2 separate regions of the Homo sapiens genome follow, and region 1 is linked to region 2. The links are chromatin contacts, found by Hi-C or POLR2A ChIA-PET in ENCODE. All regions are on one chromosome and are shown on one strand. The core of a region is the stretch at or near the end of the contact, and the rest is flanking DNA. Distances in the headings are between cores, read along the strand shown. Region 1 holds the start of OR2H2 (olfactory receptor family 2 subfamily H member 2). Region 2 holds the start of LINC02829 (long intergenic non-protein coding RNA 2829).

Region 1 (7,169 bases), core at 810-3,309, 88 kb after region 2:
AACAAACAAAAAAAAACCCTCTGTATTATAAATTATTCTGTGTAATGGTGTGTTACCATACATTTCTCTACAACTCTGCATTTTCAGTAATCTCACATTGACAGTTTAAAATTGGCCATGGTGAGAATATTTACACTGCAGAAATCAGCAAATGATGTAAATCAAGGCTTTTTTGCCTGGACTTGCAGCACATCCATGTCCCATTGGACCCTATTATGACGGGAGAGTTTTAACATGGTACTGAAGCAAAAATGTAAATGTAAATGTACACTTATATCCATACCTGTAAATTCAAACTGCCTTTGGTCTTTCTTCCTGATAGTATTTGAAAAGAACACATTCAGCCAGGCACGGTGGCTCACGTCTGTAATCCCAGCATTTTGGGAGGCTGAGGCAGGCAGATCACGAGGTCAGGAGTTAAAGACCAGTCTGATCAATATGGTGAAACCCTGTCTCTACTAAAAATACAAAAATTAGCCAGGCGTGGTGGCATTTGCCTGTAGTCCCAGCTACTCAGGAGGCTGAGGCAGGAGAATCGCTCGAACCCGGGAGGGGGAGGTTGCAGTGAGCCAAGATCATGCCATTGCACTCCAGCCTGGGCAACAGTGAGATTCCATCTCAAAAAGAAAAGAAAAGAACACATTATTCACCAGATTAATAGCCATATAACATGGACCTGAAACCGTGCTAATCAGGCACAACAGCTGTAATTACAGCTATTTCTTGGTTGAGTTTGTGCTAGTCTGGTCATCTTTCAAGTTGCATCTGATATTTGTAGTGACCAGACTGGTGAATTAAATGTGAAATATGATAGAAACAAACCCCCGCACCCTTTAAAGGTGGCCTCAATCAGCCATTTCCCTTGAATTGTGATATTGTTCTTGATTCACTGTCTTTGCGGTAAGAGGTGTAGATTCAGGGCTTCCACTTCAATCTGTAGCTCGTACTCCACAGACTAAAGAACTATGTGGGGATTCTGCCAATGGCCAAGCATGTGCATTCCAGTTACAGATTTAGAGACTGCAGAAATGACTACTGGGTAGATCCATGGACCTAGTACATGCCATTTATTAGCTGATCTCATAGGCTCCCTTTCTAATGGAAGAGAAGCATAACGATTCAGTTATATGAAGATTGGCTAAATGTTCTAAGTACTCTCCAAACCCAGAGCTTTATAATTCTCTGTTACTACAGTGTGCTCCATCTCAGAATAACTAAATAGAAAAGGAGGAAGCTGAGAACTTTAAAAACTGAGGTCCTGAATAGATGAATCATAAGCCTGAGAGGACTATCAGGATGCCCGGGACTCACTGGAGGTGGGAGTAGAGACACTGTCCTTTTTCTTCCTGTTGACAGAAAGAAGCAATGAGTGACCTCTTTTACCTACCACAGTGATGACTATTGTTGGCATATTTCCTATAGATATTCCCCTGCCCCTTTTACCATAATTTGTGGCTAATGAATTGTCTGTGGGCTATGGACCCTAGAGTCTCAGCAGAATTAATGAGCTCTTTCCCTCCGTGGGATCCCTCTACCACCATACCATGTCAACATTTCTACCTCCAATGCCACTAAAACAGAGGCACACCTCTGCCTAGACTGAGGGGGAAAATTGTTGGCAAAGAACTCAATGGCAAAGAACTCGATGGCAAAGAACTCGATGGCAAAGAACTCAATGGCAAAGTTCTGACCTTGGCTTCATCCTCCCTGCAGAGATTTGGTGGGCTTTGGTTGGTGCAAACCCTCTACAGTTAGCAGATTTGGGTTCAAACATCAGCTCTGGTGCTTACTAACTATACTGCCTTGGGAAAGTTATTTATATTTCTTTGTTTCAACTTCTTCATATTGGAAGGAAGAGAATAATATGTAGAGTTGTGAAGGATAATCAGCAGTGTAGAGTAAATGTTTAATAAACAACTTGGTTGGTGGCAGATGGGGAGAGCCCTAATTTGTAGTGTTTGCCAATTTTCATAGTGTAAATATTCCTGCCATGGCTGTCTCAAGCCACTGATGGTTTAATAACTGTCTCACAAAATTCCTAAAAATTTACTAATCAAGAGATAATCTGAGCCAGCTCCAGCTCATCACACACATGTGTGCTTAGAAAAGTGCCAGATGGTCAGCATTAGCAATCCCTATTGTGACCAGAGATGCAGTTGCCCATTCAAGGATGCCCATTCCTTTTTATTTTTTTGTTTCTTCCTGATGTACAAGTGGAGGCTGGGCACCAGTTAAGAGCTCTGTCATGGGGAATTGCTGGTACCAGAAGAGATTTTTATTTGATTGAAGGTAAGCAGAACCTTTGCTCTTTGGCTGTGAGATATCAGTTTCCGCCTATCCTCAACACTGGAGGACCAGATTTGGAGTTAAACTTACTCTAAAATCCTAGTCCTAGCACTTATTGACTAGGTAACCTTCTACAAGTCTCTTGTCCCGTCTGTGACTGTTCACTTTTTGGTAAAATTGGGATAATTTTATCTCTTTGTAGGGTCACTGTGAGAACCAGATGTTCAGGGAGTTGTTTATCACCATGCTTTGATGGTAGCTACTAACAGCAAGGGTAGCTCATGGTCACTAGACTATCATAAACCCCTTTCAAAGGACCTCCCAACTCCTTCCCCAGCTCCTAACACAATGCTGGCACTTTGGGGCTCAAGAAATGAATAAATGCGTAGACCAATGCATGAATATTTCAGAAGGAAAAGGAGTAGGAGAAAAATAATGAGAGTGGAAAAGACAGAGAACAAAGAGGGAAAGGGAAACAGTCACTAAGAAAGGTGTAATCTAAAGAGATTCAGCGATATAGCAGAGAAAGGAAAGGAATGAAATGCCAAGATAATGACAAAGTTAGAAATGTAGAAAATTAATTAGGATGACACATGATGGATAAATAAGAAACAATTGGCTATTGTTTAAGGTTACATGCAAAGAATTTTATATTACAAAGAAAACAAAGGAGGGGGCGGCAGCCAATGAGCATGAGGTTTCTTTTGGGAGTAATGAAATATTCTGGAAGTAAATGGTGTTGGTTGCACAACTTGTGAATATACTTTAAACCACTAAATTACACACTTCAAAAGGGCGAATTTTATGGTACGTTAAATACATCTCAAAAAATGAAAGCGAAGGCATAATTAAAAATTTAGAGGCCAGGCACAGTGACTCATGCCTGTAATCCCAGCACTTTGGGAGGCCGAGGCAGGCAGATCACCTGAGGTCAGGAGTCTGAGACCAGCCTGGCCAACATGGCGAAACCCCGTCTCTACTAAAAATACAAAAATTAGCTAGGCATGGTCTTGAGTGCCTGTAATCCCCGCTACTTGGGAGGCTGAGGCAGGAGAATAGCTTGAGCCCAGGAGGTGGAAGTTGCAGTGAGCAGAGATCGTGCCATTGCACTCCAGCCTGGGCTATAAAACGTGACTCTAAAAAAAAAAAAAAAAAAAAAAAATTAGAATGGTGGTGACATCTTGAGGGGTGACAAATTGAGAAAATTGAGAGATCAGGGAGGGGCACACAGAAGCTTCTAAGATACTTGAAACATTTGCTCAGTTCCTTAACCTAGTTGTTTAAATATGTAACAATATTTTGAAAATTAAAAATATATTTTAAGTGAGAAAAGAATAATGGGAAAAACAGGAAGAAGACAGAGACAATGGCAGAGAGTCCTGGCAAAAAGGGAGATGTGATAGAGCTTAATACAAGATGGGGACCCTGTAAGAGGAAGACATTCCTGCCATCCTCTGAGCTCCATGGCACGTTTGTGGTGTGGCCCACCATCTCATCTCCTCCCCTCATGGCCTTCCTAAGGTCCTGTAAGACCCTGAGTCCTTGTCTCTGACCTGCCAGAGTGGCTTCAGTCTCCCACCCCCAGCCCTCAACTGACCTTCTATGCCCCAATACATCTCTATTTTAAGGAAAAAGTCCAGTCACCTCCTCTAGGAAGCTTTCCCTGATATACCCAACCAAATTGGTCAGTCATCCTACAGAACCTTTACTCTCATTCACCCAGTACATTGGTGTTACTGGCCTTTAAATTTTGGACTCTCTTTTTGGTGGTGTCTGAAAGACTACAAGATTTAGGGAGAGTGATTCTTGGAGTCTTTCGATAATGTTCCTGTGAACCCTGGTGATTTTAACATGCTTGTGGCCACTCTTGCCTCCTACTTGTAAGCTACTCATGGCAAGGACGAAGCATGTGGACCAATTTCCACCCCTCCCTGAAAGTCAGTTGGTTCAGAAACTTAGGTTGCTAAAAAGGCCAGGGCAACCAACCTGATCTCTCTATAAGTAGGGATATCTTAAAACAAAACAAAATCTCTCTCATAGATAAAACACTGTCTCTGATAAGCTTACTTGCAAATGAAAAAATACAAAATAAATGGAATGTACAGAGTTCTATAAAATTCATTCAACCAATAGAGCAATAATTGAGCCTACAGAGACAACTTATCAGAAAATTCATTCAATATACCTTACGAGATCATCCAATAGATAAGAGACAACTCTAGAACAGCATTCAGAACATAGTGGCACTCAATAAATTTCCCCTGAATGAATGAATTAATGAATTAGTGCATATTTTAATCAGCCTCCTTTGCCCTCACCCAGGAAGTCAGAGGCACCAGTGTGAGTATCCATCTGCTGTCCAGTACATTCATGGATTCCTCACTCTCACTAGACAATGTTTGACCAGGAAGAACAGGGAATGAGAAGGAGCTGCTGGATGGTGATGAGCCTTGGAAAGGGAGGCTGGGCGAGCAGAGACAGAAGAGAAACACCTACCTGCTGTGACCTCACAAACACCCAGGCTGAGTTTTGATAAGACAGGTTGAATCACACTGGAGTGACAGCCTCATCCCTCCAGGTACAAACAAGAACAGGCCATGGTTAACCAAAGCTCCACACCGGGCTTCCTCCTTCTGGGCTTCTCTGAACACCCAGGGCTGGAAAGGACTCTCTTCGTGGTTGTCCTCACTTCCTACCTCCTAACCCTAGTGGGCAACACACTCATCATCCTGCTGTCTGCGCTGGACCCCAAGCTCCACTCTCCAATGTACTTTTTCCTCTCCAACCTCTCCTTCTTGGACCTCTGTTTCACCACGAGTTGTGTTCCCCAAATGCTGGTCAACCTCTGGGGCCCAAAGAAGACCATCAGCTTCCTGGACTGCTCTGTCCAGATCTTCATCTTCCTGTCCCTGGGGACAACTGAGTGCATCCTCTTGACAGTGATGGCTTTTGATCGCTACGTGGCTGTCTGCCAGCCCCTCCACTATGCCACCATCATCCACCCCCGCCTGTGCTGGCAGCTGGCATCTGTGGCCTGGGTCATTGGGCTAGTGGAGTCAGTGGTCCAGACACCATCCACCCTGCACCTGCCCTTCTGCCCCGATCGGCAGGTGGATGATTTTGTCTGTGAGGTCCCAGCTCTAATTCGACTCTCCTGTGAAGACACCTCCTACAATGAGATCCAGGTGGCTGTTGCCAGTGTCTTCATCTTGGTTGTGCCTCTCAGCCTCATCCTTGTCTCTTACGGAGCCATTACCTGGGCAGTGCTGAGGATTAACTCTGCAAAAGGGCGGAGGAAAGCTTTTGGGACCTGCTCCTCCCATCTCACTGTGGTCACCCTCTTCTACAGCTCAGTCATTGCTGTCTACCTCCAGCCCAAAAATCCCTATGCCCAAGAGAGGGGCAAGTTCTTTGGTCTCTTCTATGCAGTGGGCACTCCTTCACTTAACCCTCTCATATACACCCTGAGGAACAAGGAGGTAACCAGGGCATTCAGGAGATTGCTGGGGAAGGAAATGGGGCTCACACAAAGCTGAGGGAGAGCTGCTTAATGTGCTTTAAAAGAGAGGAGATTCTATGTGCTTTTATCAGAAAGTTTGAGTTCCCTGCCCCTCTGCCTTCTTCACACCCATTACATTGTGGGAATGGATGAAAGCCACATGTCTGTGTGTGTGCATGTATGTGTGCAAGAGACAGCGACTGAAATGTAGTAAAGGGAGGTATCTTTATGCGAAAAATTATAGGCATCAAGTATATTTTATATTTTTTTCTACTTTAAGTCTTCGCCTCCATAGTCATGTTCCTACCTTTATCACTTCCATTTTTAATTCCCCTCCCTTGCCATATCCCCACTATTCCTTCACCTCCAATTCTAATTCCTACCATATCTTCTTTGCTTCTCCCTCATGTTTTTCCCACTTCACTATATGTCTGTTTTGTATTCTCATTCTATTTTATTCCTCAAATAACAGCAAAAGAGAAGGGGAAGCTGAAGCCCAGCTAAGTTCGGAAACTCACCCAAGAACACACAGTGTCCACAGCATCAGAACTAAAATCCAGGCCCCATAATTTTCAGTCAGGCAACTCTCAAATACACACTGTTGCTTTCACACCATAATCAAATATCCCAGTATTTCAGGCTTGAGCCTTACAAAGGAAACTTAGCTTCTTCAGTCCTATTTCTTCTCTTACAATGCCCACAAATCGCAGGTAAAGGAGCAGCCAAAAAGACACAAAAATATCTTCATGTTTAGGCTGGCACATTGTGGACCTTGGTGTCATCTACCGGCCAAATATGGTATTGCATGTGACATCCCAGACTTCTGCTCCAGGGTCATCCGAACTGTACTTTGCTCAAAGACATAGATATGGTTATGATACTATAAGCATTTATGTAATTGTTATGTTAACCCAAGTAACACTTAAAGTACAGATGCTCCTTGACTTATAATGATGTTACCTCCCAAAAAACCTATCATATACTGAAAATATTGTAAGTTGAATATGCATTTCATACACCTAACCTACCAAACATCATAGCTTAGCCTAGCCTACCTTAAACATACTCAGAACACTTACATTAGCCTACAGTTCAGCAAAATCCTCAATACAAAGTCTATTTTATAATAAAGTTTTGAATATCTCATGTAATTTACTGAATACTGTACTAAAAGTGAAAAAACAGAATGGTTATATTGGTACTCAAAGTACGGTTTCTACTGAATGTATCTCTTTTGCATTATTATAAAGTCAAAAAATGGTCAAAGTCAGGAACCCCCTGCAATTTACACATATTGACTTATTTAACCCTTATAACAACACTATGAAGCAGATAATATTATTATCCTTTTTCAGAGGTAAAAACTAAAACACAGAATTTATGT
Region 2 (7,117 bases), core at 4,374-6,873:
CTAATGAGGATGTGGAGAAAGGGATCCCTCACACACTGTTGGTGAAAATGCAAAATGGCGCAGCTGCTGTGAAAAGCAGTATGGAAATTCCTCAAAAAATTAACAGTAGAACTGCACCGTATGGTCCAGAAATCCCACTTCTGAGTATTTGTCCAAAAGAATTGAAATCAGGTTTTCAAAGAAATATTAGCACTCTTATGTTTGCTGCAATACTATTCACAATAGCCAAAATGTGGAAACAACCTAAAAATCCATCAAAAAATGAATGGATAAAGAAAATGTGATATAAACATAAGATAGAATAGTATTCAGCCTTTAAAAAGGAAGAAATTTGGCCAGGTGTGGTGGCTCACGCCTATAATCCCAGCACTTTGGGAGGCCAAGGTGAATGGATCACGAGGTCAGGAGTTCAAGAGCAACTTGACCAACATGGTGAAACCCCGTCTCTACTAAAAATACAAAAATTAGCTGGGCATGGTGGCAGGTGCCTGTAATCCCAGCTACTTGGGAGGCTGAAGCAGAGAATTGCATGAACCTGGGAAGCGGAGGTTGTAGTGAGCCGAGATTACACCACTGCACTCCAGCCTGGGCAGGGGAGGGAGACTCCATCTCAAAAAAAAAATGGAAGAAATTCTGTCATATATGACAACATAGTTGAACCTGCAGATCATTATGGTAAGTGAGATTAGCCAGTCATAGAAGAATAAATCCTGCATGCACTTAAATAGGGTATCTAAAATAGTCAAATTCATAGAAACAAAGAGTGGGATGGTTGTTCCCTGGGCTGTAGGACAGGAAGTAGGGAGCTAGTAGTCAGTGGGCATAAAGTTTCAGTTTAACAAAATAGATAAGCACTAGAGCTCTACTGCACAAAAGTAGTAGTTGCCTATAGTTAACAACAGTGTACTGGAATGTTTTTGCAACTGAAGCTGCTTCATCTTTTTGAGCCTCTGGTATTTCCTCTGCAAAATTAGAATACTGATAATACCTACTTGTGGGTTTGAAAATTAAATGGGTGGATAGCATGTAAGTGCATGGAACAGTGATGAGCATATAGTGAGAGATGAATGAATAAATACTGTCCTGTTGGGACAGATGAATGTCAATAAGCAAATGCAGTAAATTGGATCATTTCAGACGGTGCTTACTACTCTGAAGGAAAAAAAAAAGTGGCAGTGGGATGGACTATCTTAAGGAAAACGGGAAAGACAGTGAGCCACTTAGGTTGGTCCTTTCTGAGCTGACAATATTTTCTGGCTTTTTCAGGAAGCCAATCCTGGGAATATCTAGAGGAATAGTGCTGCAGGTAGTGGGAACAGGAAGTACAAAGGCGCATAGGAAGAACAGTCGTATGGTTGAAGAAAAGAAAGAAGGCCAGTGTGGCTGAAGTTTAGGGAGGGAAAGAGAGAGTGAGAGAAATAAGCTTTTAGAGAGGTAGGCAGGTGTGGAATCATATAGGCCAAGATAAGAAGTTTGAATTTTAAGTGCAATGTCCAGGTGTTGGAAAGTTTTAAGCTCAGATAATAATATTATCTGGATTTATTTATTTCTTTAGAGACAAGGTCTCACTCTCTCACCCCCAGGCTGGAGTGCAGTGATGCAATCACTGCTGACTGCAGCTTCCACCTCTCCAGCCCAATCGATGCCTCCACCTCAGCCTCCTGAGTGGCTGGGACCACAGGCGTGTGCTGCCACATCTGGCTAGGTTTCTTTTTTAATTTTCTAATTTTTTTCTTTTTGTAGAGATGGGAGTCTCCCTTTGTTGCCCTGTGCTGGTCTCAAATTCCTGAGCTCAAGAGATCCCCTCCACCCCGACCCCACAAATTGCTGGGATTACAGGGATGAGTTGCCATGCCCAGCCAAGGATTTGCATTTTAAAGATCACTACTGTGCACTTAAAATTATTAGGATAATAGATCTCGTGTCAAGAATTCTTACCAAAATGAAGCAAAATTCGCACACAAAAAAAGAATAAGCAAGGATGGATTCCAGTCCCCAGTCCTCAAATGAAGGGTTGCACTGTCCTGATAATGTTCTTTCCCTTGGGGAAAACACATCTAAAATCCTTGCAAAAACTCCTCCGAATTAGAGAGATGAGAAAGAGAGTCAGATGAAGAGAGAACACAGTTCTCATCTTACCTGTGACATTTTTCCTGGGGGCAGGGGTAAGTCAGGGGGCAGTGAGGCTGACACAGACACAGAAGGACAGGTGACACCTCTGTGGACCAATGGTCTGGAATTGTCTTCCTGTCCTCTGAATATGAGCTCTCTCTTGGGCTTCCAGAAGTTACTGGACCTTGAGCAACTTTGATCAAGATTCCCATGTGCTCCTTGTTTTTCTTCTGGCCAATGAGTGGCTTCTATCTGTGGGGACAGATAGCTGAGCATCCCGAGGTTTATCACATGGTCAGCTGCTCCACTGTGGCTTTATGTGCCCAGGCAGGTCCTTCCTGTCTCCATAGGGCTCCTTTCTCTTACTCTGGTCAGAGCTCCGCATAGCCCTGGCAGCCCCTGACTCCCTCATCCTAGGGACAGGGAATAGGGCCTTGCAAGGAGTAGACCCAGTTCCAAGTTGGATATGTTGAGTCAGTTTCTAGTGAGCTGAACTTCATGGCATTGCTCTTGATAAACACAAGATCAAGATCAAATTCAGAGAACCCCTCAGGCAAAAGCTTTCACCATGCTTCACTCCCAAAGAAAGCACCCCTTGAGGGGTGTTCCAATACAATTTGTGCAGAGAGAAGCCAGTAATGTGGCCCTTTCTTCACCTCAGTAAGAAAAGCTTGGCCCTAGCCCTCACAGTTTGAAAAGAGTGTCCTCCTATTACAGGCATGGGTATGTATTGGGACTTCTGTGTCCACATTTCACCTGCATTCTCAACTCTCAGGGACCACAGCAGGTCTGAGAGATTCTGCCTGTCTTTCTGACACACATCGGGTCAACCCTGTGCACTGACTGATGTCTTAGGACTCAGATTCGGGGTTGCCATGAGCTCACTGTCATTTTACCTTCTCAGTACTTTTCCCTTGCTCTGATCTCACCTGCCACATTCACTTTAAGAATGCACATTTCTAGATTATTGATTTTCCAACTGAGTTGTCCCGAGGGCTGATGTTCTGTAAACAGTTATTTCATTTTCTCTGTTCAAAGATGGTTTGTACCCACCATCTTCATGTAACAGTTTCTTGGTCACTTACCATGTGAATATGCAGTCTCTGGGCATGGAGTCCCCTGGACTCTCAATATCTTGTGTCCTGTTTTGCCACCTGATCCTAGTTAGGACAGGCACTGAAAATCAACACCAATGACGTATTGTTACCCTGAGAGAAAATGTCTTGCTTAAGTGTAGAATAACATTTTCTGTTGTCTCTTGTCACCCCTCCTAGCCTTTTCCCCACAATCCCACAGTCATGTTGATGCATGCTGAAGGGTGTTATGCCCCACTCTGTTCCTCCCACACTGACCGGCTTTTCTCACCCATCAGCTCTGAAGTACAAGAGGCTCCTGGACTTCAAGGTGCTCTGCAAGCTCCTCACCTGTATCTGCCTCCCAGTTTCCACAGTGCCCTTTCATGGCCTTTCTCCTGGACATACGAAGTGTGCTTCTCAGAGGAGTTTTACTTAGTGGAATTATCTGTCTCTTAAAGTGTAATCTGTATCTTTTGAATGAAAAAAAAAAGACCTACATTTGTTCTCTCTGGTATGCAGACACCAGACTCTTTTGTGACCCCTGAAATCAGTTTCTCTGTTTCTGATGAACTCTGGAGGTTTTGTCACTGCTGCTGCACTGCTTTACTTGATTCCAGGAATTCGTCCTTTGTCCTCTGTGGAAGTTTTAGTTCAGGTCTCATTTTTTTCCCTTAAGCACAAGACCCCTCCCTTAATGTAACACCACACGTTCTCCAGCGCAGGCCATCTGTTCTATTGAAGCGATTCCAACAGCTTCTGCAATTAACTTGTCAAGAGAAGGAAGAAAAGAAAGAAATGAAATGGTCAGGTATCCCTTGAAGATTCTGATGGTCACACAGAGGGAAAGAGCCTTGTGTGTGGGACCTTGAGTGTCAGGCCACCTCTTCTCCAAGATGGGCAGGGTTTGGTCCATCTTCCCAAATGGAGCTAAAGATCCATGCTGGAAATTTCCCTGCTCTAGAACAGACAGCTTGGAGTGATGAGTCATGATGAAGACCTTTCTATTGATTCTTCATTGCTGGGGTTTCCAACCTACAGGGATGAGGACTGATGCATCTGTGAATGAGCATGCCATTCCCTGGCAGACACCTGAGTTCATTGCTTGCTAAGAACTTGGTTCTACATCACTTCTTCTGAAATAGAAGGGCCTGCTGGCTTGTCAGCAAATAAGCAAAGTTTGGCTTGCTGTTTGGAGAAGCCTAATTTTATCAGTGTCAGCTCAACATTTAAATTTGAAAAAGGAAATTCAGCATAAGCAAGGTTCACATTCAGGTGTATGCTTAAATTCTAGGTATTCATCTCATTCATGAACTCAATCAGTAGCCAGAGTTTCCAGGATGCCTAGGGATTGCCCCCAAGGATCAGTGCTGGTTTGCAGCTACAATACCAGAGTTTGACTCTGATGCCACACTCTGAGGGCAGTCCTCACCTATTGTGATAAAACCCTTCAGGTCCTGTGGCGTAGCCATGGCCCATCCTGGACATGTTTAACTTCACCCACCAGGCACCCATCTCACTAAGAAGACTTTGATGTTCATGAGAAATGAATTTCTGCTGCCTACAGGAAGGAGATAGGACTTCTCTGAACCGTTGAGGCTCCTGCTACCTCCAGAGCAGGCAACAAAGATTAGACCCTGCCAGGAGGGAAGCACACCAGATAAGGATGGAGAATTATCTTGACAAGGGGCATGAAAAAAATTACTGGATGACAAAAAAAATACATCACCAAAGATCAATAAAACATTTGTAGAACACCCCACGGAGATGTGATCTGCCCACTGTACAGATCAGAAGAGCTTCCTTTCTTCTTCTGCGTCAGAAAATATCTGCTTGCTGGTCAATGTCCAGAGGATGATGTGAAGATGGGAAAGGACATTTTCCCTGGACACCATTTCTGAAGTTACATCTCTGTGTGTGCTTTCATTGGTGATGCCATTTCTCTTTGCTTTCTCTTCTTTTCTTGGGAAGACTTCTCTGTCTACATTTGTATATTTATTTGGCTGACTTTCCCTGAATTTGCTGCCTGACTGAGTAATTTATTTCAAAATAACTACATGGCAAGCTGTTTTATGCTGTTTAACTAAATCCATTGATTGAAGCATTTTCTGACACCTGGCCGTCCACATGGAGATTTCTCTTTTCCAGTCTTCCTAGTCTGGAAAAGACGTCACCATCCACAGGAAGTGTTTGTCATTGTACCCAATCTGGTCTCAGTAGCACCATTTACATACCAATAGTGTAAATCTCTGTGTTTCTTATAGACACATGATATGGTTTGGATTTGTGTCCCCGCCCAAATCTCATATCGAATTGGAGAAGCCTGGTGGGAGGTAACTGGATCATGGAGGCAGATTTCCTCCTTGCTGTTCTCATGACAGTGAGTGAGTTCTCATGAGATCTGATGGTTGAAAATTGTGTGACCTTCCCCCTTCACTCTCTCTCTTTCTCCTGCCACCATGTGAAGAAGGTGCTTGCTTCCCCTTGGTGTTCTGCCATAAATGTAAGTTTCCTGAGGCCTCCCAGTTATTCTTCCTGTTAAACCTGTGGAACTATAAGTCAGTTAAACCTCTTTTCTTCATAAATTAGCCAGTTTCAGGTAGTTCTTTATAGCAGTGTGGTAATGGACATAATGGACTAACACTATCTTGTTCTCTGGTATCTTTATTAAAGCATTTTCAGTGTCTGCTCATGCTCTCTTCTTTAACAATAATGTGCTTTCTGTGTTTATTCCTGTGACATGCAGCAGCCAGCACTGCCAGCCCCCATGGCTCTGCATGTCCCCACTGAGGTCCTGTTCCAGTGTCTGCAAGTCCCTCCTGATATTAACATATAACCACTGGCAATTATCTCAACATTTCTATTTTCTAAATAATTTTCATTTTAAAATCCTCCAGTACCAAAAGTTGTTTAAGACAAAAACAAATAGTTAATTTCCAGTTAGCAAAGCTTTCTCTTTGTATTAAGTATGCTTTAATCACATATTCAAAAACATGTGGTTTCTATTTTAATAACTTCTAAAAAATAATTTGGATTTTGTTTTGGGTGGATTATATTGTATGAAATCCCTTGTCTTTTCATATTTTGACCATTGTATTTTAATGTTTTGTAGCATGTCTTAGAATGAATGCAGGCATTCCTTTGGAGCATATATCCAACGAAAAGGAGTGAAATTACTGGGTCAGCAACTTCTTTTTTTTTTTAATATTTGATTAAATGAAATGTTTTACATCTCTCTGTTCCTCTTGCTCTTCTGTACATTATCATTCTTGTGGCTTTTTAAATTCAACTTTTAATTTTTAGATAATTGTAGATTCACATGTAGATGCAAGAAATAATGCAAACAGATCCCATACCCAGTTTTCCAGTGGTAACATCATGCAAAATTATATTATAATATTTTTAATGTGGGTGTTTATCACTGTAAACTTCTCTCTTAGAACTATTTTGCTGCATCCCATAAGTTTAGGGATGTTGTATTTCCATTTGTGTTTGTCTCAAGATAGTTTTTAAATTTGCCTTTTGGTTTCTTCTTTGACATACTGATTGTTCAACATGATATTATTTAATTTTCAAAAATTTGTAAATTTTCCAATTTTCTTCCTGTTACTAACTTTTAATTTATTACCATGGTGGTCAGAAAACAGACTTGATATGATTTTAATCTTCTTAAATTTGTTAAGATTTGTTTTGTGGCTTAATATATGATCTATCTTAGAGAATGTTCTGTGTATGCTTGAGAAGAATGGTCATTCTGCTGCTGTTGAATGTAATGTCCCATAAATGTCTCTTAGGACCTCTTGGTCTATCGTGTTGTTCAAATCCAAAGTTTCCTTTTTGATTTTGTGTCTGGACAATCTATCCGTTGTTGAAAGTGGGGTATAAAAGTTTCCTGCTAATGTTGTGTTGCTGTCTGTTTCTCCCTTCATTGT

Evidence for each region. A loop is a pair of places that touch in the nucleus more often than their neighbours do. ChIA-PET counts read pairs that join two places held with the same protein, here RNA polymerase II (POLR2A). Pooled maps may share reads with other maps.
Region 1: a loop to region 2 is called in a pooled map, with 2.0 times the contacts of the local background. The contact joins the promoter of OR2H2 here to the promoter of LINC02829 in region 2. A Hi-C loop is called at or near these places in 3 of 50 pooled maps. POLR2A ChIA-PET finds 5 or more read pairs at or near these places in 2 of 52 experiments (GM12878 and H1).

What each region holds. Positions count from the first base shown.
Region 1 is chr6:29,583,062-29,590,230 of GRCh38, forward strand. It overlaps OR2H2 (olfactory receptor family 2 subfamily H member 2), which reads left to right and starts at 2,060. Exons shown (of 2, transcript NM_007160.4): 1 at 2,060-2,289; 2 at 4,609-7,169. The coding sequence starts at 4,884. The coding sequence ends at 5,822.
Region 2 is chr6:29,491,852-29,498,968 of GRCh38, forward strand. LINC02829 (long intergenic non-protein coding RNA 2829) reads left to right here and starts at 5,624. Exons shown (of 5, transcript NR_183360.1): 1 at 5,624-5,688; 2 at 6,298-6,365. LOC124901486 (a long non-coding RNA gene) reads right to left here and starts at 2,291. Exons shown (of 4, transcript XR_007059914.1): 1 at 2,140-2,291.